Regions from separate parts of the Mus musculus genome. Here regions 2 and 3 are each linked to region 1. The links are chromatin loops, found by intact Hi-C in ENCODE. Cell type or tissue: left cerebral cortex. All regions are shown on one strand.

Region 1 (8,000 bases):
AATTTTGAAATTGTTTTCTATCCCAAGCCATGGTTTATGGAAACTTTGAAAAGGCAAGCATGCATAAAGCACATTTGTATTATAATTATAATTCAGGCAGAAAAAGCAAAACCTAAATCAAGTTTGGTGTCAGGCACTAAATAAAAGTGAGCAAACAAAGAGTTCTTTTCCTAACTTAGAAGCAGATACATAAAATAAGAATGAGTTTCTAACGCTTTTTAGAGATGTCCAGAAAGAGTCCCAACAATAACTTGCTTCTCTTTCAGGCATTCAAGACTCAAAGATACCTGATTTGAGACTGAAATAAATACAAAACAAGCAATACAAAACCCAAGTTTGAATTGGGTTTCAAAAATTTATTTTTGAACATTGTAAATTTGGTTTTACTTTGCAAGGAACATTCTGTCTGGGTACTCGAGGTGTTCCTTGGTTGTGGGTAATATACCTACCATGCACTCATCAAACTAGACACTGAGAAATGCCAAGTGGTCCTTTCCCCTCTAGTACAGCACTATTTCTGGGTACTGCAACATTCTTTACTAAAATTTAGCTTCCGAATTAAGAAGCTATAGGTGAACTTGAATGATTAATTATAAATGAATGGGTTTTTTTCAATGTTTATATAACAAAGCAGTCAGTTCTCAACCTTTGGGATAAGATCAAGTCTATAACAACACAAAACTTGTGTTAATACACATGATAGTGTCTAAATTTTTAATCTCCTCATATATTTTATTATATGCAATTAGAAAGTAACACATTATTGATACAGATATTTAAATTTTCATTATGGAAAGTTCTACATAATTATCTAGTAATAACATAAATCAATATACTTTAAAGTTCTAATTCTTTGTTTTTAATTCAAGAAAGTTTTATTTTCCTATTTCTAGTTTTTTTCAGCATGACTGTTGGCCTCATCTGCTTTTCAGCTCTCATCATGTCATCTCCATGGAGCCTTGGGAAAGCTTTAGGAACCCATATCAGAGCTTGATCTGTGCTCCATAAGCTATTGCACATTTTATTTGTCTACCAGGAAACTATTCTGCCTTCATTTGCCAGGGCAGCTCCCCTCTCTTTAAATCCCCAAACCACAGCATCAAGTGCTTCTTAGTACCTCAGAAAGAATACTGCTTCTTTCCTGTCAGAGATTTTAATTATGGTTTATTTCTATGTGTTTCATCACTGTACCATTCAATGCTCTTTATGAACAAGAATCTTCTATCCAACCAAGGTGTCAGCCCTAAACATACATACATCTGAACAAAGCTAAATGGACTCATATATTCGTCACACACACACACACACACACACACACACAGAGAGAGAGAGAGAGAGAGAGAGAGAGAGAGAGAGAGAGGAAGAGAGAGACTCATTCATTAGTCACAGAGAGAGAGAGGCACACATATATACATGCACACATGCACATATGCATACACGCATACAAGCATGCATGCAATGTTAGAGGGAATGGGGGACTTATGGGAGTCTGAGGGGGTGCAAGGAGCATGGAAATAACACAAATACAATACTCATGTAGGACAGTCTCAAAAAATACGAAAATTTTTAAAAGAGTGAAAACCTTTAATTACTCCTCCCCTCATACTAAAAATTGACCCTGGGACTTCCCATTTATAGACAAACACCCTACCACTGAGTATCTTTATTTTGAGACAGTTTCATTACATTGCCCAAATAGGTTTTGAACTCACATTGTTGGCAGCCTCAGTATCCCAAGAAGCTCCTATCGGCATAATCCATGATGTCCACATATCAACAAATATCTCTGAAAAGTGAAAGGAAAGGAGGGAAACTGGAATAAGAGGAGGAAACTGAGAGAAAAGAAGATAGTTGGCTCAGATCTGCCATCCCAGCTCCTCGGAGATAGGCAAATCATAAAGCTGAAAGATCACAAGTTGTAGGCCTACCTGGGCACCAGAGCTGGTTATGATGAGCCTAGATAACTTAGTGAGACCTTATGTCAGAATAAAAGTAAAGAGAGGGCTAATGCAATAGCTCAGTGGTAAAGTTCTTGCCGAGCACACATGCGGCCTTTCCAGTACTGCAAGATAATAGTTCTAGTTAATTTACTTTGGGGGGCAAATTACTAGAAGCATAAATCATCACAAGATTAGAAATGTGTTTATGTTGATCATCAACCAAATTGGAAGATACTTAAAATACACATAACGTTATTGGTCTTTAATATTTGCAAATGGGAGCAATTAAGAAGTCGTGTACATATTGTACAAACACCTATTCCCATTAACCTTGCAAAATAGGAACCAGAACTATTACCTAAGTGATAAGATCAGAACAATCTAGGTTGTGTTTTAGTAAAACTTGCATTACTGAGCTTCCTAAATAATAATAATAGACAAAGCTGTAAGTTTATAGAGATGGAAAGAAAAACATGCTGGTGCTAAGGAAATTTCAAACAGATTCCAAGACTTATTTGGGGCAACTGTTTCCCAGGAATGAATTGCTTCACAATAACGAGGTCAAACACACTGGATGGTTCTCTAGAGGCCTCTTCTATTCAAAAGGGCTTTCAAAATAAAGTGGGAATGGAGGAAGAGACTAGGGGATGATGCTTTCATGAGCCAAATGCATTCTCAGAGCAGAAACATCTGTTTCGGTTTACATAGTTGAAGTATGACATTGCACATGGAAATTAAACCCAGGCACCATGCCGAAAACGCAGCCTGTCTGCAAAAAAGCTACATGCCCTATCTCCAGCTGGGGTTTGTAGAGATTCACCTCCTACAGAGCATAATATCCTGTGAGCCACCAGTGACCCCCACTCTCAAAATCTAAATGTCACAAAACACCATCCTACCTCTCAGGAAACTCTTATAGTAGACAGAGAGAAAGGCCAAGAAGGAGAAGGATTTGGTTACGATATGGAAACATTATAGAACTTAAGATACTTTTCTCTAGAAAGGGAATTAAAAAGCCAAAGATATAATATCCTTACTTCGAACTAAGAAATGCCAACTCTATTTCATTTTACCAAGTTTCTTCATTAATTAGGTAAACATAATAACTTTTCTGCTTGATAATAGGCTCATTTCTAGTAGCTACGCAAATATTCGAACATAATGATGTGCCTCTGCTGCCCCCATGTGGTCGTCTTGTATCTCTACAGCTGTAGTTCAAGAATTTAAGCAGTGGTTTGATTTTGTTTCCGAAGCCATTTTCTTCGCCTCAGATTTCAGATGTGAAAAAACGATTAAGGACTTGTAATTTAGACTCTATTCACAGATAGTTTGCATACTAAGGAAAACAGTCAGTAGTAGTGAACAGCACATGGAGAACTTATTTTCTGGGGTCAAAACATGAGGAAACCAAGTATTAATGTGTTCAAGGGTTACAGGAAAACTGGATGACAATGAGCTCATTAAAAGTACTTACATGTTGTGAGCAGAAACTAAGAAGGTTCGAGAAAACACAGAAAAGAACTGGCAAGCCGCATACCTACTGAGGCAAGGCTATGACTGGCAAACGGAAGGGAGTTGTGTAGGTTGCAGAATAAAGGTAGACATCTCCAACCCGCATAGAAATTTATTAAATCAAGAGAAAGAAAAGGGATTACAAAGGTAAATCAAGAGGGTTTATAGCTGACTTTTACTAAACTGATTACCCTAGTCACAGGAACTCGACATGCATTTGCTTAATGGTCGACCTACTCCCTTGGTCACATAAGTATCTATGAATTTATATGAAAATAATCTATCTCCAAAACTGAAGATGTTCTAGTAGGTCATGGTCTCTAATCCTTCACCCTTACTAGGCAATTTAAACCTACAGAACCCTGAAATCAAAGCAAAGCAGCCAGTGAACACCACATCTCCAGAAGAGGGGGCAGGGGAGGCTTACCCAGATGAGAAACCTTCTCTTGGTATTTTACTGGGGTGCTCTGTTCTGACAAGGTGTGCTCGAGAGTGAAAACTTCACAGAAAAAAAAAACACAGCCTCACACACAGTTTCAACAGTCTACTATAATCATCTTGGAAATACAGGGTTATACAAGGACTGAAGACCTGGGACTCCTGTGACACAAATGAGGCTCAGGAGCAAACATGAAACTCCAAAATTTGATCTACTTGCTCAAAAGGTGCTTGATAATTTTAATAGAAAGTTTAATGTGGACTTGATTTTACTAGATGCTATTTTTTTTTAAATGGAGTGCCAGAGCACCACAAGGAATAAAGAATCCGCAGAATGAAGCTCAAATAACAACGTCTCAATCCTCGCTCTTGTGAAACAACGGGAGACATTTACATAGCCCTCAAGAGAAAATAGCAACCCTAAAAAAGCACGGAAAAAGGTCACACTGTAATTGGACGAGTTTTCCTAATGGTAACGTGGTAAGCACATATGTTATTAATTGTGACAAAAGCAGGGCCTCCGGTTGCTAGTCAGAGGGCACTGAGTCCTCCTACTTCCAGACTGCTTCCTGCCAGCAGTCCTTAAAGATCCCTCAGAGCCTGCACAAGTCCAAACCAGGCAAAACCCCAGCATGGAGACCTGGAAGTGGACACAAGTCCCACTCCCTAAGCAAGGAGCATTGCAATTGACAGTTTCTGGCAAAGGGGAACTCTGTTTTCTCCAACTGAGTGTTGCTGGATAGGCAACCACACTCCAGGGCAGGCGCCATGCCCAGAAGTAATTGGCCAACACTCCATGGTTTTGTTTTAAAGTTTTGTTTTAGGTTTTTGGTTTTTGGTTTTTGGTTTTGTGGAGGGTAGGGGTGTTTCTTGTTTCACTTTTTTGGTTTGGGTTTGGTTTGGTTTGGTTTGGGTTTTTTGGATTTTTGGTTTGGTTGGTTGGTTGGTTTGGTTTCTTGTTATCTGACTCACTCTTTTTTGATTTTCTTTTTATTTGTTTGCTTTTTGGAAATCTTGTGCAGGAAAAAAGCATGGAGCTGGGTAGGTAAGGAGAATCTGAAGACAGTTTGGAGAAAGGAAAAATATCAAAATAATTTTTTAAATGTTAAAATGCAGTACTTTGGTACAGGCTCGGCGAGATGGAGACGATGAGAGACGCAGCGTGAGAAGCCAGAGCAGCTCCAAACCTCATTGAGACCGGCCGCCAAAGCCCTCCACACCCACTGTATATTTTTGGCTATTTCAGCCCTGATGAATTCAGAGTTTTTGTTGTTGTTTTGGTTTGGTTTGGTTTTTTTGTGATCCCTGCTCTTCAGGTGAGCTCCCCCCTCCATACAGTGGGACTCTGTATAGCATACAGGCTGAAGATGAACTGCCAGATGCGTTCGGCTCATGAATAAGTTTATTAATATGCCCCTACCGCCCGAGCCCCGCCAAGCTGTCGGGGATAAAATAACTCCACCCAGGAGCTGCCTTTGAACCCACATACATTTACAGACAGTCATCAAGTCGAGCCTACCTGAAAAGGGCCGACCGGAGGACGCCAAGGAGTACCTAGGTTTCATCCTCAGTGGACTCCATGAGGAGATGCTGAGCCCGACTAAACTCCTCTCACCCACGCATGAGTAGCACTCTGTTTCCAATTGGCCTGGGAGCCACTTGATAGAGGAGCTGGAAGACACCAGTGTGGTCAGTGAGGACGATTGCAAGCAAGTGGGTCCCAAGAACAAGATGTCTGTCGCCTGACAGGCGGCGGATTTCGTCCAGACACACCTATCACTGGCATTTTCAGTGTACACCCAGCAGAGTTCCAAGGAGTCCGCCACTCTGTAGTCATTTTTCTCGCTGCAGTTGGATATCCTATCTGACAAGATATGCACAGTTCAGGATGGGTTGGAAGGTTTAGTGGCAAGAGAGTCTATCCAAGGTTACACCACCAAAACCGAGCAGGAGATTAAAGTCAGCCGCAGAGTGATTCTAGAGAAGCTTCCCCCAGTCCTCCCTCGTGCTCCACCTAAAGTGCTTCGTCGGTGAGAACACAGGCAGATGCCAGAAGCTGGTCAGGAACGTTGACGACACTGTGGACTTGGAGATCAGCAGAGAACGGCTTTCTCCAGGCTTCAAAAATAAACATTTTAAATGCCACAGAACGTAGAGGCTGTTCACAGTGGTTTCATGGTGCCAGCGCTACAATCGGCCACTACATTACGGACATCTTCCAGATTGGGCTTAATGGCTGGCTGTGAATTGATGACCAAACGGTCAAGGTTATTAATCAGTACCAGTTGGTGAAGTAGACTGCTGACTTCTGGCTTGCACAGCCTACCTCCTGCATTACCGCCATGTGGACCTGCTGTAACCGTGCCCGTGTGTCTGTGTGTGCCTGCTTCCTACAACTGCCAACTCACTCACTACCCACCTCTCTAGTGGCTCTGTAGAGAGACTCTCCCTCTGCGCCAATGGGCTTGGGAGATTCCTGGGGGTCTGCGCAGCGCAACTCAGTGAGCTGCCACTTCTGAAGAACTGCTGGTTCCTGGGCGGAGGCGGCGGTTTACACTGTGTCCCAGGCTAGTCGCATAGTAGAATAAGTCCCGCACCAACAGCTCTTGCAAATTTGTGAAAATGAATTTTATCTTTCCTTTAGAAAATATTTTTTAAATTCATCACACTTTCCTCCTTTACCCTTCAGTTTTTGATAAATGACAAAAATGAGCCAGTTATCAGATGAGGTAGTTCTTACTTCAAAAAGAAATAAATACAAGAAATATATTGCAGGTTCCTAACAGGAAATGCATTTTAACGATTGTGAGAGGGAAACCCGCTGACGTAGACACCGCGGGTCAGACTCAGGCTACAGAAGTGGGTAATTGTAACTTCGTTACCATGAAAAGATTTCAAATCTCATTCATGCTGTGTACACATGAACAGTGGGCAAAATGATGGACTGACACTTCCCAGTGTCTGCTGTGTAATCTCCTGCCACGCCTCTCTGATGCCCTGTCCCTCAGGTACACAGAATAGGATTCCTAGGAGTATAAAGTTGTCACTCTTCAATAAAGGTCACAAAGTTGGTTTAAAAAAAAAAAAAAAGTAATACTTTTCTTTATATAGTTCTTTGCCCCCTAGTGGCCAGCTGCTTAGCAATAAATAAATAAATAAAAATGCAGAACTCAAGTTATCCTCCTGCCTCAGCCTCCCACATGACATTTATATAGAGAACTTGGGCCCTCAAGAATTGTTATATATATAGAAGATCCTAGAATTATGCCCAATGAAGACACAGAGACAACTGCAATCACTTCGCATGAATAAGGCCCACTGAGGGAGTCTTCCTCTCTGGTTACATGTAACTTCACCTAAGAAATAGAATGCTCACACCCAGTATTTATTAAAAAGTTACTGTGGCTTTCAGGCTCAGCTCCTGTATCCTACTCTTAAGTGTGCAAATCTGGTGAGTTCCAGGCTTCAGAAACCCTCTACAGTTTCTTGGGATTTGTTTGAGACATTGTCACCTCTGAGATATTGTCTGCGTGTCTGAGATTTGAAAGTTATAAATTTAGTTTGATTTGATTGCTCATCCCATCAGCCTTATCTAACAGGGGTTCGGGGAGGTACTCTCCTAAAGAGCTCTAGAGGTCTTTTGTCCAGGGCTCACATAGAGTACATACTCAGGTATGGAGAAGATAACACAAGTCTATAATACAAGAATTGCAGCTTCCTCATTAGGTATTTGTGTGACAAAATGCAGGATTTGCTTTCACAGCTTCATGCAATGGGCACTCTGTACCTCATGCAGGGACACCCCAGCCACACACCTGACCTCAGCCGCTTTCCTTATTTTCAGGGGAAGATTCCATAATCCCTTTCTTATAACCTTGACTTTGAAGCCAGGACCACGTGGCAGGTGCTGCTATGTTCTACGGCTTGAACTTGGCCCTTCATTCCAGTACACTTTATCGGGTGTCTGTGTTTGATGGCTTCCTTCACTGCTTGAGCTTCTCTTTATTTCTTTTCATAAACTGGAAGCTTACTTGGGGTGGGGCGTGCGGGGGTCTTGCCCTGAGGTCACCACTCCCTTTATCCCATTTAGCACTATGGTTTTCTTTAACA
Region 2 (8,000 bases), 1.5 Mb before region 1:
TTATTAATTTGGACACTCTGTGCCCTCTGGTTAGTCTGGCTAAGCGTTTATCTATCTTATTGATTTTCTCAAAGAAACAGCTCCTTGTTTTGTTGATTCTTTGTATAGTTCTTTTTGTTTCTACTTGGTTGATATCAGCCCTGAGTTTGAATATTTCCTGTTGTCTACTCCTCTTGAGTGTATTTGCTTCTTTTTCTCCTAGAGCTTTCAGGTGTACTATTAAGCTGCTAGTGTATGCTCTCTCCAGTTTCTTGTTGGAGGCACTCAGAGCTATGAGTTTTCCTCTGAGCACTGCTTTCATTGAGTCCCATAAGTTTGGGTATATTGTGCCTTCATTTTCATTAAATTCTGATGTCTTTAATTTCTCTCTTTATTTCTTCCTTGACCAAGTTATCATTGAGTAGGGCGTTGTTCAGCTTTCATGTGCATGTGGACTTTCTGTTGTTTTTGTTTCTATTGAAGACCAGCCTTAGTCCATTGTGATATGATAGGATGCATGAGATTATTTTAATCTTCTTGTATCTATTGAGGCCTGTTTTGTGACCAATTCTATAGTCAGTTTTGAAGAAGGTACCATGAGGTGCTGAGAAGAAGGTATATTCTTTTGTTTGAGGATGAAATGTTCTATAGATATCTGTTAAATCCATTTGGTCCATCACTTCTGTTAGTTTCACTATGTCTTTGTTTAGTTTGTGTTTCCATGATTTGTCCATTGATAAGAGTGGGGTGTTGAAGTCTCCCACTATTATTGTGTGTGATGCAATGTGTGCTTTGAGCTCTAGTAAAGTTTCTTTTATGAATGTGGGTGTCCTTGCATTTGGAGCATAAATGTTCAGAATTGAGCGTTCATCATGGTAGATGTTTCCTTTGACCAATATGAAGTGTGCTTCCTTATCTTTTTTGATAAATTTTGGTTGAAAGTTGATTTTATTAGATATTAGAATGGCTACTCCTGCTTATTTCTTGGGACCATTTCCTTGGAAAATTGATTTTAAGTCCTTTACTCTGAGGTAGTGTTTGTCTTTCACACTGAGGTGCAATTCCTGTATGCAGCAAAATGTTGGGTCCTGTTTATGCATCCAGTCTGTTAGTCTATGTCTTTTTATTGGAGAATGGAGTCCATTAATGGTAAGAGATATAAAGCAGTAGTGATTGTTGCTTCCTGTTATTTTTTGATGTTATTTTTATGTTTGTGTGACTTTTTTTGAGTTTTTAAGAAGAAGTTTACTTTCTTGCTTTTTCTAGGCTGTAGTTTCCTTCCTTGTGTTGGCATTTTCCATTTATTATCCTGTGCAGAGCTGGATTTGTGGAAAGATTGTGTAAATTTGGTTTTGTCATGGAATATTTTCCTTTCTCCATCTATGGCAATTGTGAGTTTTGCTGGGTATACTAGCCTGTGCTTGCAATGTTGTTCTCTTAGAGTCTGTATGACATCTGCCCAGGATGTTGTAGCTTTCATAGTCTCTGATGAACAATCTGGTGTAATTCTCATAGGTCCGTCTTTATATGTTACTTGACATTTTCCCCTTAATGCTTTTAATATTCTTTCTTTGTTTTGTGCATTTGGTGTTTTGATTATTATGTGTTGGGAGGAATTTTTTTTTTTCTGATCTAATCTACTTGGAGTTCCGTTGACTTTTTTTTTTTTTTTTTTTTTTTTTTTTAATCTTCATTGGCATTTCTTTCTTTAGGTTAGGGAAGTTTTCTTCTATACTTTAGTTGGAGATATTTACTGGTCTTTTAAGATGGGAATCTTCACTCTCTTCTGTACTTATTATCTTTAGATTTGGTCTTCTCATTGTGTCCTGGATTTCCTGGATGTTTTGAATTAGGAGCTTCTTGCATTTTTAATTTTCTTTGACTGGTGTGTTAATGTTTTCTATGTTATCGTCTGCACCTGAGATTCTCTCTTCTAGCTCTTGTATTCTGTTGGTGTTGCTTGCTCTATGACTCCTGATCTCTTCTAGGCTTTCTATTTCCAGGGTTGTCTCCCTTTGTGATTTCTTTATTGTTTCTATTTTTATTTTTAGATTTTGGATGGTTTTGCTCAATTCCTTCATCTGTTTGGTTGTGTTTTCCTATAATTCTTTAAGGGAGTGTTGCCTTTTTAAGGGCTTCTAGCTGTTTATCTGTATTCTCCTGTATTTCTTTAAGGGCATTATTTATGTCCTTCTTAAAGTCCTCTATCTTCATTAAGAGATGTGATTTTAAATCCAAATCTTGTTTTTCCAGTGTGTTGGGGTGTCTAGGGCTTGCTGTTTTGGGAGAACTGGATTCTGATGATGACAAGTAGCCTTGGTTTCTGTTGCTTATGTTCTTGCCCTTGGCTTTCACCATCTGGTTATCTCAGTTGTTCGATGGTTTTGCTGTCTCAGACTGTGGCTTGTCTCTCCAGCAATCCTGTGTGTCAGTACTCCTGGGAGACCAGTTCTTTCTGGGAGGAATTTGGGTATGGAGACCTGTGGCACAAGGTCAGCTCAGGAGTGCATATGGAAACTGGAAGGGTCCTGTCCCTGGCTATTCCTTGGTTCCTGTGTCCTTATGGCTCTGGACATGTCCCTCTTGGGTCAGGAATTTGAAGAGAAGTGGTGGTCTTACTTGTGCTCACAAGTGTGTCGGCACTCCTGGGAGACCAGCTCTCTCCAGAAGATATTTGGGTATGGAGTGCTGTGGCACAGGATCAGTTCCAGGTGCTGTGGAACAGGATTAGATCCCTCTGCAGACAGAAACTGGAAGGATCCTGTTCCAGGCTGGTCCTTGGTTCCTGTGTCCTGATGGCCAGGAAATATAAGTTTTATCACATGCCTCTAACATGTCAAACTTTGCAGAATAAAGTTGGGCAAGTAAGCATTGCCTTTAAGATCTTTCAATATGATGAACAAGAAGAGTTCCTCTTTTTAAACCTTGCAATTAGCTAGCGTACAGAATGTGACAAGCACTATCAGAGGGACTGGTACTCTTTGTGCCTTTCATTGAGTAAAAAGGAGCTGTCGTGCAGTTGCCATTATATTCAATCAGTCTTTAAACAGTCATTTCATGTACAGATGGCCAGAGAAAGCTTCAACAACTGCCAACTGAAGTCATAAATAGCTTTTCCAGTTGGCATGGTGGCACATACCTTTAACTCCAGCACTAAGGAAGTAAAGGCAGGCAGCTCTCTGAGTTTAAGGTAAGTCTAGTGTACAGAATGAGTTCCTGGATGGCCTCAGCTACACAAAATGTAAAGCAAAGCATAAAAGAAAATTAGCCTTTCCTTTGAGACAAAGTTACCTCCTTCAAATTACTATTTTTAAAAGACACAAACAACCTCAAAACCTCAGCCTTCTTTCAATTCTCACCAGCAGTTCCAGATTCTGAACTAAAATATAACGCCCGGGAGGTTGGTTCCAATCTCTTCCATAAAGTGACATCATAAATAATCACGTTCACTCATTGCTTACACCCTGAAAGGTTTGGAAGTGTTCAAATGACAAATAACTTGCTGATCATTTTTCCCTAAATCTAGTATGACTAAGATAAATTTCACTTTTAAGATTATAACCTAGTCCAGCTAGCCTAGTCCAGACTTTAAGTTATAAGAAAACAGGGAACAATTTTATTATTTATAAAAAGAAAATATAATTAAATGTACTTTAAAAAGTGGGCTTTTATGATTTTGACTAGGGAGGGGAGACTACAGTGCGGAGGACAAGAATCAAGCAGTTTTTAGTATCCCCACCAGATGGCACCATGAAACTGAGTTGGTGATAGAGTTAGTCTGGATGTGAGAGGTACAGCAAATAATTTTCAGGCTTGCCCAGATTTCATTTTTCTCTTGCTGTATTTCTCAAATATTTACCAAGCAGTGTGATTGTCCCAATCCCTCCTTTCTTTCTCTACCTGGTGGTGGCGGTGGGGGTGTGTGTAGTATGCATGCCTATTTTCTTGAATGTGTTTCACCTTGTATTTTGGGAAGGTGTCTCTTATTAAACCTAGAACTTGACATCATGACTAGATTGGCTGGCCAGTGAGCTATAGGACTCACCTATTTCTATCTGCTCAGCACTAGAGTTATAGGCATGCACCATCACTCCTGAGTTGTCTTGGGTGTTGGAGATCCAAGCTCAGGTCCTCATGCTTGTTCAGGAAGGACTTTATTCAGTGATGCATCTCCCCACCCTTATGATGAATCTTAAAATTTAAATTAATATTTTTAACTGGTACATGAAACCATAAATATACTAATCAGATACCATATTAGGTTAGATATTGTATATGTTGTATCACACTCAAATGGGATATGAGGTTAGATGTGTGTGTGTGTGTGTGTGTGTGTGTGCGTGCATGGGGACTGAACCTAGAATCCCAGGCATTAATTATTCCATTCGTTTACATCTCAAATGATATCCACTTTCCAGGTACCCCTCCACCCCCCACCCCAATCCCATGATATCCCACTTCCCGGTTACCCCTCTGCTATTCCCTCATCTCAATCTGCTGTTTCCCCTCACCTTTGCCTGTATGAGGGTGATCTCCCACCCACCCCCATTCTCCCACCTCACTGTTCCAGCATCCTCCTACTCTGGGGCATCAAACCTCCCCGGGACCAAGGGCCTCCCCTCCCTTTGCTGTTGGGCAAGGCCATCATCTGCTACATATGTATCTGGAGCTGTGGATCCCTCCAGGTACGCTCCTTGTTTGGTGGTCTAGACTTTGGGAGAATTGGGTAGTCAGGCCAGCCTATGTTGTTCTTCTAATGGGGTTGCAATCCCCCTCTGCTACTCCAGTCTTTCTGCCAATTCCCCCACCACGTTCCATGAATTCAGTCTGATGGTTGGCTCCAAGCATCTGCATCTGCAATTGGTCAGTTGCTGGCCGGACCTCCCCAGAACTGCCATACTTGGTTCCTGTCCATGAGCACCTCTTGATCATGGCAACAGTGTTGGGTTTGGTGTCTGCAGACATGATCTATCCTCAGATGGGACCATTCCTGGTTGGCCCTTTAGTCTCTGTTCCATTTTTTGTTCCTGTTCTTCTTTTGGACAGGAACATTTCTGGGTTAAAAAACATTGAGATGGGTGGGTGGCCTCATCCCTTGACCAGGTGCTATGCCTATCTTCTGGAGGTGGTCTCCATAGGTTCTATCTCCCCCTTTTCTGTGCATTACAGCTAAAGTCAATCCTGTTGGGTCCTGGGGGCCTCATGTTTCTCTGGTGTCTGGGACCCTGCAGTGGCTATCCCCAGTTCTTCAACCTCCCTGCTACCTATTTTTGCTGGATTTCCTGACCCTCTGTATCCCTCTCATATCTCCTCCAGTTTCTGATACTGCCACCCTTATTTCCTCCTCCTTCTTTCTCCCTCCCTTGTCCTCTTCTCCTTCCACCTCCCACAATCTCCTGTTCTCCCCTCAATGCAGGTCTGAAACACCCACCCCCTGGTCTTCCTTCTTCCTACTCTCCATATGGTCTGTAGGTTGTATCATTCTTCTCCTTCGTTAAATTTTCCAGAGGTACAAAGAGGAACAAGCCAGTAAAATCATTTCTGATTTTCTCAATAAATTGTAGAAAATTTGGTACACCTAGTTACCTACTTCATTTTCAATTACAATTGATGGATCAAGATAATCAAAGGCATTAGCTTCTTTAAGTTTAAAATATAGTTTCCACTATGAACCTTCTATATCCACCAAGCTCTCAGGAGGATCTGGAGTGGTTTCAGTAGTTGAAGGTGCTGGTGAATTAGAAGGCAAATTATTACTCCGACTCCAAATACTTAAAACATTTATCCTATACTTCTGCAACTGTAGAACTACTCCTGGTAACAACTTCTGCATTAGTCAGGGTTCTCTAGAGTCACAGAATGTATGAAATGTCTCTCTATATTGAGGGAATTTATAATGATGACTTACAGTTTTGTAGCCCAACTCCCTAACAATGGTCAGATGCCAATTGGAAGTTCAAGAATCTAGTAGTTGCTAAGTCTCACAAGGCTAGTTGTTTCAGCTGGTCTTCTGTAGAAGTAAATTCCAACAGATATGCTGGTAACTAAATGCAAGCAGGTGAAGAAGAGCAAATCTTCCTTCCTTTTCCTTTGTTTTTTGTTTTATTAGATATTTTCTTTATTTACATTTCAAATGTTATCCCCTTTCCTGGTTTCCCCTCCATAAACCCTCTATTCTTTCCCTTCTTGCCCTGCTCACCAACCCACCCACTCCTGCTTCCTGGCCCTGGAGTTCTCCTATACTGGGGTATAGAGCCTTCACAGGACCAAGGACCTCTCCTCCCATTGATGACCTCTGCTACATAATACAGTTGGAGGCATGAGCTGCACCATGTGTACTCTTTGGGTGGTGGTTTAGTCTCTGGGAGCTCTGGGGGTACTGGCTAGTTATTGGGGACCCTGTGCTCAGTCCAAAGGTTGGCTATGAGCATCCACCTCTGTATTTGTCAGGCACTGGTAGAGCCTCTCAGGAGACAGCTATAACAGGCTTCTGTCAGCAAGCTCTTGTTGGCATCTACAATAGTGTCTGGATTTGGTGACTGTATATGGGATGGATCCCCAGGTGGGACAGTCTCTGAATGGTCATTCCTTCAGTCTCTACCCCACACTTTGTCTCTGTAACTCCTTCCATGGGTATTTTGTTCTCCTTCTAAAAAGGACTGAAGTATCTACACTTTGGTTTTCCTTCTTCTTGTGTTTCATGTGGTTTGTGAATTGTATCTTGGGTATTCTGAGCTTCTGGGCTTATATCCACTTATCAGTGAGTACATACTATGTGTGTAGTTTTGTGATTGGGTTACCTCACTCATGATGATATTTTATAGTTCTATCCATTTGCCTAAGAATTTCATGAATTCACTGTTTTTAATAGCTACATAGTACTCCATTGTGTAAATTTTCTGTATCCATTACTCTGTTGAGGGACATCTGGGTTCTTTCCAGCTTCTGGCTATTATAAATAATAAGGTTGCTATGAACATAATAGAGCATGTATCCTTATTACATGTTGGAACATCTTCTGGGTGTATTCCCAGGAGTGGTATTGCTGGGTCCTCAGGTAGTACTATGTACAGTTTTCTGAGGAACTGCCAAACTGATTTCCAGAGAGGATGTGTCAGCTTGCAATCCCACTAGCAATGGAGGAGTGTTCCTCTTTCTCCACATCCTTGCCAGCATCTGCTGTCACCTGAATTTTTGATCTTAGCCATTTTGACTGGTATGAGGTGGAATCTCAGGGCTGCATTTGATTTGCATTTCCCTGATGACTAAGGATGTTGAACATTTCTTTTGTTTCTTCTCAGCCATTTGGTATTCCTCAGTTGAGAATTTTCTGTTTAGCTCTGTTCCCCATTTTTAAATAGGGTTATTTGGTTCTCTGAAGTCTAACTTCTTGAGTTCTTTGTATATATTGGATATTAGCCCTCTATCGGACATAGAATTGGTAAAGATCTTTCCCCAATCTGTTGGTTGCTGATTTGTCCTATTGACAGTGTCATTTGCATTACAGAAGCTTTGCAATGTTATGAGGTCCCATTTGTCAATTCTTGATTTTAGAGCATAAGCTATTGCTGTTCAGTTCAGGAAAATTTCTTCTGTGTCCATGTGCTCGAGGCTCTTTCCCACTTTCTTTTCTATTAGTATCATTGTATCTCGTTTTATCAGACCAATTTCCCTTATGAATATCGATGCAAAAATACTCAATAAAAATTTCAGAAACCAAATCCAAGAACACATCAAAATGATCATTCATCATGATTAAGTAGGCTTCATCCCAGGGATCCAGGGATGGTTCAACATATGGAAATCCATTAATGTAATCCACATTATAAATAAACTCAAAGAAAAAAACATATGAACATTTCATTAGATGCTGAGAAAGCATTTGACAAAATAAAACACCCCTTCATAATAAAAGTCTTGGAAAGATCAGGAATTCAAGGCCCATACCTAAACATAGTAAAAGCAATAAATAGCAGACCAGAAGCCAACATAAATCTAAATGGAGAGAAGGTGGAAGTAAT
Region 3 (8,000 bases), 140 kb before region 1:
ATTGATGATTGTAGATATCTGAAGGTTGGATTCTATAGCTGCTCCTTCTGCAATCAGACAGCTCTGAGTCTAACTCCCACTGTATCTGTTCCATTAGATGACTCTTCATTTTTCCCATCTGGTTTTCTGGTTTTCTGGTTTTAGAAGAGAGGTAATAGTTTAAATCACTTCTTGGTTTTATTGTTTCATGTAGATGAGACACTGTGCAGAAATCATTTCACACAGGATCTCAAGGAAAATGATAGCAATATTTTTGTCCTTTCATTTTTAAATGTTATTATGCAAGGGAGTTTGTAAAGACAAGTCTATGCATGCACATTATTCATTTTCAAAATGTTCACTCCTTCTATTCCTCTTCCTCACCCCCTTTTCTTTCCTATTTCTGCATCCCTAATTATATATCTTCTTCATTTTCTGTTTCTTATTTTCCTAGATTCTACACAGTCTTTGTAGGACTGATGGTATATAATGGTCTCCAGTTAATTTCTGTGAACTCTGTCTTCATTTTTATTCATTGTTGTTATTAACCAAATACTTCTGGTTCTACTCCTTTTTGTTACAGGTATGTGGTAAGGTTCACATTCTGGCTTTATTTATTTATTTATTTATTTAGAAGGGAATGTAGGAAATGTGACTCATTCTGTCTACAGGATTATGAGACAAAGTGATACATGTTAATTCTAGGATGGTCCTCTCTATTGCCTTGAAAGAGTCAAGTTTAAGGAGATGGCTAGACACTCTGTCAGTGTCTGTCCTTGAGTAGAATCAGTGAGCAAGACTCTGATGTGAATAGTGATCATGGTGTAAGTCTTTAATATAAGGCCAGAAATGGCTCACTAGCTAAGAGTATTTATCCTGAAAACATGAGGCTAGAGTTCAAATCCCCAGAGCCCATGAAAAACAAAAACAAAAACAAAACAAAAACTAAAACAAAAAACAAAACAAAACAAAAAAACAGTTATGTCTGTGCATATCTATAACCCCAGCAGCTTTGGGAAGGTGGAAACAAGTGGATCCCAAGAGCTCACTGTAGCTGCAGTGGTGTGCTTCACTTTCAATGAGAAATCCTTTCTCAAGGCACTCAATGCAAGGAATAAGAGAAGGTACCCAACATTGTGCTCTAGCATCTATATTTACTCATAGATGCATACCTGCACACTCAAATCTATGTATCACACACACATATAACACAACACCACACAAACACACACACACACACATAACGAGGCAAACCCAGCTGGAGAGATGGATCACTAATTAAGAGCATGGTCTTAATCACTCTTCTTGCAGAGAACCCAAGTTCAGTTCCCAGCACCCATGTCAGGAGGCTCCCAACTGACTGTGCTCCAGCTCTAGGAAGATTTGATGCTTCTGGCCTCTGCAAACATCTGCATTCATGTGCAGACTCACAGACGCCCACAAGCATACACAGAAAGGCACACACATATGTACAATTAAAATAAAAATAGACCTGAAATATTTTTATTCAAAAAGAAACTATTTTAATTCCTATGCCACTAAGGTGTGAAAAGTATAATCTATTCAAGAGTATCTGACATCCTTGGTTTTCATATTAAGAGCAAAGCTCTGATACCATATAATTAAAATGAATATGACATGTTGAGACAATTCTATTAATAGAATATCAAAATTTTAAAAATCCTCTTAAGAATGCTCAGGGCCCCCAATGGAGGAGCTAGAGAAAGTACTCAAGGAGCTAAAGGGGTCTGCAACCCTATAGGTGGAACAACAATATGACCTAACCATTACCTCCAGAGCTCATGTCTCTAGCTGCATTTGTAGCAGAAGATGGCCTAGTCGGCCATCATTGGGAAGAGAGACCCCTTGGTCTTGCAAACTTTATATGTCCCAGTACAGGGGAATGCCAGGGCCAAGAAGTGGGAGTGGGTGGGTAGGGGAGCGGAAGGAGGGGGGAGGGTATATGGGGACTTTTGGGATAGCATTTGAAATGTAAATGAAGAAAATACCTAATAAAAAATTGGAAAAAAATGCTCAATACATAGTGAGAAACTACCTGCTTCAGTCAAAAATATCATTATTCTAGTACTACAAAACATATTTTTATATAACAATATTTTCCATGCTACTAGTTTTCTCTACCCAAATATCTTATTAAATATAATTTGACATGTAGAGTTTTTTTCAAAGCATAGTAAGTTATCACTTGTAGGACCAGTAAAGACCTTTAATTCTCTTTGTTTAATTCCCCAGCCTTTTGTTTCTAAGGCAACAAACAATAGTCAGCTCTTAAAAGCCTAAAGAGCAAGGTAAGTTATGCTAGGATAACACAAACTTCCTATGGTCTTATTTAAGAAGGAATGTATTTTTCTGTCAATTGTTGTTCATCATTGTAAGCATCTGTCTGCTTAGATAGGCTGCACGATGCGCAAATGTCCTATTCCCCAAAGCCTGGGGGGAGGGGGGAAGTTAGCTCTACTTTACCTAACAAAGTCCTTAAAAACTCTTTCCAGCTTGTAATTTCAGAGTCTGTCCCTCAATAGAAAGCTAAGACAAACGGAACCATCTATAGGGCTTCCCTCTACTCCCATACTCTTTCATTTGATGCTCAAAACAAAAAATATCATGTGATAGACAAGTCAGAAAACACTATAATTTTTTTAGAGAGAAAACTTGAACTTGAGCTGAAATAACTGATTTTCAGGAGGTCACATACCGCAACAACTGCCACAGCGGAACTGCCAAGATCCTGAGTCATTTATTCCATGTCTCCCCACAAAGCACTCTGCTGCTGATCAAGAACGTGTCTGAGACATAGCTTCTGGGTTACGGGTAAAGTGGAATGCTAAAGTGAAGGGAGCAGAGATTTTAGATGTGTGTCAACAAGGAGATGACTTTTATCAGTTGTTTCTTTTTTTTTAATAATTTCTCAGTCCTCTATAGCATTTACACATATTTCTCATGTGAACGTGAGAATCTCCATGAAGTAAACGAGTGATCAGCTCATTAGTGTATGCTCCACCTCCTTTCGTTGTCTCAGGGAACACACTTGAAGCCTCCTCAATCGTAATGTCCCATTTGTCTTGTATTTCTGACACTACCCTATCTGATAGGGCAGTACTTGTTTTGAATGAAGTACCTAGATACTTTGGGTGTCTAAAGGTGCTTCCACAGAAACAAATGGTAACAAATAAAGGAATGGATACAAAAGAAAACAGTAGACTGCATGGGCTTGCCTTCACAGTAAGCAAATTGTAGCTGAGTAACTTGTATTCTAACTGCCCAATTTTCTGAAGGTATTTCTGCCAGATACTAGATCACCAGGGCTTCATTTTAAAAGCCCAAACAACACATTCAAATTTGAAACTATAGATCTCATTTATTTCCAGTTCTTCAGCTGGCAAATATGTAAAGCACTCAAGTAGTAAAGATGAAGAAATAACTTAGAGTGGATGGAAAATGTTAGGAAAGCACAGGCTAGACAATTCTATGAGTCACTTCTGAGATAGCTAATGGAATAGAGATTCCAGTCCACTCATTAAAGTGTGGGTTGAAACGTTGCTTTATTTTTCAAGAATTTCCATGGGAGGCACTTGGAGAGAAAAACAGGAGGTAGTCATACTAAACTGCAGCCAGGAAAGGACCTTTGAGAGCAGTGAGATACTGGCACAAACAAGATACTCCACAGCACAGATAGAGTTCCAGGATTCAGCGATTTTAGAAGGCTTTATGGCACTCATTCAACAGTAAAATGCAGTCTGCAAAAACTTACTTTAAGTGAATAAATGTTTCTTATAAGTAACTTTGTATTTTCTTCCAAGTTCAAAAATAAAACACAGAGATTGTTTAAAATTTAAAATATTAGAAATGTTTTATTTCTTGCAAAGAAAAAAATTATTCTAAAACACAAAATAGTTTTAGACTTACAATTTTCTTTGTAAGAATTATTAGCTATTATGTCTAAAAATGAACACAGACAAGATAAACTTTTAAAAGAATGTTTACCTATCAGATATTAAGTTAGGATAATACCAAGATACCTATATTTGTTTCGTGGGAAAACATGTCTTATACTCTCTAAGCAATCTTCTCCAGTTAGACAAGTGTGAACTTCATTTGACAAGGACACATGGTACAAAGAAGACCATACAAATCCTGGTACTTTCATACACTGAAGTTGCAAACCCTCTAGAAAGACAAGAAAAGAAAAACATCTGATGCTGGAGATTATGGGATAGATATATACACACATACAAGCAATCCACATTGAAGTTCAGTCATACATGTATAGAACCTGCAGAAATGCAGAAAGCATTCTGTTAGACCTTCATAGTTGTCAAATTGGCATCTTTTACTCATCTCACTGCAAACTGTTTGAAATTGTGGGGATTGTTGGGTCACTTTATTTCAAAAAATATTTTCCTTCAGCTTTGTAAATTAACAACAAATTCACTAACTTCAGTTTTGCTATTTGGATTTTAAACTTACTCACCTAAGAATTTCTCAAATACTTTGAGGACTGTGAACATAGGGATATATTTCACCCTTTATGAATCCAAACTATTTAATAATTTCCAACTTTGGGTATCACATGCCCCAAGAGAACTCTGGGAACTTCAACAAAATCCAAGAACATCTTTGTGGAGAGAAAGATCAGAAAGGAAAGGTTGCCCCCTGCTGTTTATGAAGTGACAAGTGCCCAGCGGGACTTGACCTGGATACATGAGTCATGAACATACAGAAAGAGGCTGAGTGCTTCCCTTCCGTGCTTTCAGTGCAGCATGTGGTAACATACTGATGACCAGAAGTACATGACCAAATTATTCCAGATAATTCCAGCTTTTGTCTTTCTCTGCACATAACAAAGAGTGAACTTGACTGTCTTCCATTTGATCTTGAAAACATCTGAAGGTAAAGAGTGATGTGTGCTCATAAATAAAATTGTGAAATAATTAAAGAGTACTGTGTAGTCTATTTGTTTACCAGTGATGACTGCCTAGAGAAAGAGCAAAAGGGACCATCTGAAGAAGTTCCTCAGTACTTCTGCGTTTTGCCCAAAAGAGAAATCAGTGATAAAATGACATTCAACTTTGTGAGAAGACCAGAACTTAGAGCTTTTAAATGACCTAATATTGGTTTCATATAACTCTGAAAAGTTCATATAACTCAAAAAATATTTTACAAGAATTGGTAAGCAACTTCTATGCACTCCTATTGATTCAGAGTACAGATATGATTAAGACTCTGGATTTAGATGAGCCACTTCAAATCCCACCAGCATGAGTAGCTGTATGGTCTCAGACTATTTGCTCAGTTTTATGCCTGCTCTTCCTTATCCACAAAATTTGAATATCATTTGCAGCTACCCCATTAGACTGAATAGAATTCAATGTAGAGATAATGACATGAGATTTAAATATAAATATTACACATTTTATTTCTTTAGAACTCACTGCAATGACCTTTGCAGAACAAAATTTTCATAGTAAAATAATTAAAATACTCAGTAACAGTCAAGAGATAAATATCTGGGGCTGGAGAATTGGCTTTCAGAGTAAGAGCACTTGCCGCTCAACCAGTGGACAGGGGATCTATTTCCAGCTCCTCATGGCAGTTCAGAACCATCTGTAACTCCAGTTCCATTGTATCTCACGACCTCTCCTTGCCTTGATGAGAACTACACACATGTGGTGCAAAGACATACATCCAGGCAAAGCACACATACATAGAAATTAAAAATGAGATACTCTTCTCATAGTAGAAAAAAAGATCTAAACATCTCTGTGTAGGAGGCAACATTTTCTATTCATTTGCACCTGAATGGCTACTTTATTCAGAAAAAAATTCTTAGTGAGATATAGTTGTATAAATAACATCTCATGTAGACTCATATCCGACATTTAAAGTGCAATCCTCTTAGTCATTAGTTAGATGTTCCTGAAGAGTGTTTAAGACTACAGTGGCTAAGATTAATTTTTCTTTTTTGTACTGTCAAGAATAGATCCTCAGGGGTCACTTGGCCTTGAGAGGAACAACAGACTTCTCTAGCCCTCGTTTTACTAGTTGTCCATCAAAGTGAGAATTGGTCAAAAGCCTTGAATAGCCTCACTGTATCTTCTCTTAAAAGTGTAGAACTCTCTCCTCTGCATTGGCTTCTCACTGTTAGAGAACATTTTAAGAGATGAGCCAGTCTCCGGGGACCTTATTGACCTTAAAGGACAAGAGGAAAAATATTCTCTTTCAATCTCTCTCACCACATTAGAATAGTCTCCATGTATGCTTATTAAATACCTAGAAGATAAGTCATACCAATCTGGATCTTTTAACTAATATTAGTCCCATTCTTTTGCATAATATTTCAATAACAAGACATTTCTTTTTTTAAATATTTTTTATTATTACGTATTTTCCTCAATTACATTTAGAATGCTATGCCAAAAGTCCCCCATACCCTCCCCCCCACTTCCCTATCCACCCATTCCCATTTTTTTTTTTGGCCCTGGCATTCCCCTGTACTGGGGCATATAAAGTTTGCATGTCCAATGGGCCTCTCTTTCCAGAGATGGCCAACTAGGCCATCTTTTGATACATATGCAGCTAGAGTCAAGAGCTCTGGGGTACTGGTTAGTTCATAATGTTGTTGCACCTACAGGGTTGCAGATCTCTTTAGCTCCTTGGATACTTTCTCTAGCTCCTCCTTTGGGGGCCCTGTGCTCCATCCAATAGCTGACTGTGAGAATCCACATATGTGTTTGCTAGGCCCCGGCCTAGTCTCACAAGAGACAGCTATATCTGGGTCCTTTCAGCCAATGCTTGCTAGTGTATGCAATGGTGTGATTGTTTGGAGGCTAATTGTGGGATAGATCCCTGAATATGGCAGTCCATCCTTTTGTCTCAGCTCCAAACTTTGTCTCTGTAACTCCTTCCATGGGTGATTGTTTCCAATTCTAAGAAGGGACAGAGTGTCCACACTTTGGTCTTCGTTCTTCTTCAGTTTCATGTGTTTTGCAAATTGTATCTTATATCTTGCTATACTAAGTTTCTGGGCTAATATCCACTTATCAATGAGTACATATTATTTGAGTTCTTTTGTGATTGTGTTACCTCACTCAGGATGATGCTCTCCAGGTCCATCCATTTGCCTAGGAATTTCATAAATTCATTCTTTTTAATAGCTGAGTAGTACTCCATTGTGTAAATGTACCACATTTTCTGTATCCATTCCTCTGTTGAGGGGCATCTGGGTTCTTTCCAGCTTCTGGCTATTATAAATAAGGCTGCTATGAACATAGTGGAGCGTGTGTCCTTCTTACTGGTTGGAACATCTTCTGGATATATGCCCAGGATAGGTATTCCGGGATCCTCCTGTAGTACTATGTTCAATTTTCTGAGGAACCACCAGACTGATTTCCAGAGTGGTTGTACAAGCTTGCAATCCCACCAACAATGGAGGAGTGTTCCTCTTTCCCCACATCCTCGCCAGCATCTGCTGTGACTTTATACTTCTTTTTTTTTTTTTCCATTTTTTATTAGGTATTTAACTCATTTACATTTCCAATGCTATACCAAAAGTCCCCCATATCCACCCACCCCCACTCCCCTGCCCACCCACTCCCCCTTTTTGGCCCTGGTATTCCCCTGTACTGGGGCATATAAAGTTTGCAAGTCCAATGGGCCTCTCTTTCCAGTGATGGCCGACTAGGCCATCTTTTGATATATATGCAGCTAGAGTCAAGAGCTCCGGGGTACTGGTTAGCTCATAATGTTGTTCCACCTATAGGGTTGCAGATCCCTTTAGCTCCTTGGCTACTTTCTCTAGCTCCTCCATTGGGAGCCCTATGATCCATCCATTAGCTGACTGTGAGCATCCACTTCTGTGTTTGCTGGGCCCCGGCATAGTCTCACAAGAGACAGCTACATCTGCGTCCTTTCAATAAAATCTTGCTAGTGTATGCAATGGTGTCAGCGTTTGGATGCTGATTATGGGGTGGATCCCTGGCTATGGCAGTCTCTACATGGTC

Evidence for each region. A loop is a pair of places that touch in the nucleus more often than their neighbours do. Peaks named below come from ENCODE experiments on the same cell type or tissue, not always from the same donor. Only the 100,000 strongest peaks of a DNase experiment are listed, where the experiment ranks them.
Region 2: a loop joins it to region 1, with 8 times the contacts of the local background. A loop is called at or near these places in 17 of 42 quality-filtered maps.
Region 3: it touches region 1 in a loop (2.1-fold over the local background); 7 of 42 quality-filtered maps call a loop at or near these places.

What each region holds. Positions count from the first base shown.
Region 1 is chr1:45,763,238-45,771,237 of GRCm38, forward strand. It overlaps Gm51621 (a long non-coding RNA gene), which reads right to left and starts at 1,869. Exons shown (of 2, transcript XR_003947815.1): 1 at 1,713-1,869. It also overlaps the pseudogene Gm8307. In left cerebral cortex, CTCF peaks have their summits at 3,128 (motif pointing left) and 7,015 (motif pointing left); DNase peaks (open chromatin) are centred at 2,749, 3,114 and 4,585.
Region 2 is chr1:44,225,518-44,233,517 of GRCm38, forward strand. No RefSeq gene overlaps it. Among named protein-coding and RNA genes, the nearest start is that of Mettl21e, 11 kb to the left of the region's middle. In left cerebral cortex, a CTCF peak has its summit at 3,713 (motif pointing right); DNase peaks (open chromatin) are centred at 3,730 and 5,383.
Region 3 is chr1:45,623,393-45,631,392 of GRCm38, forward strand. No RefSeq gene overlaps it. Among named protein-coding and RNA genes, the nearest start is that of Gm23216, 58 kb to the right of the region's middle. In left cerebral cortex, a CTCF peak has its summit at 4,669 (motif pointing left); a DNase peak (open chromatin) is centred at 4,660.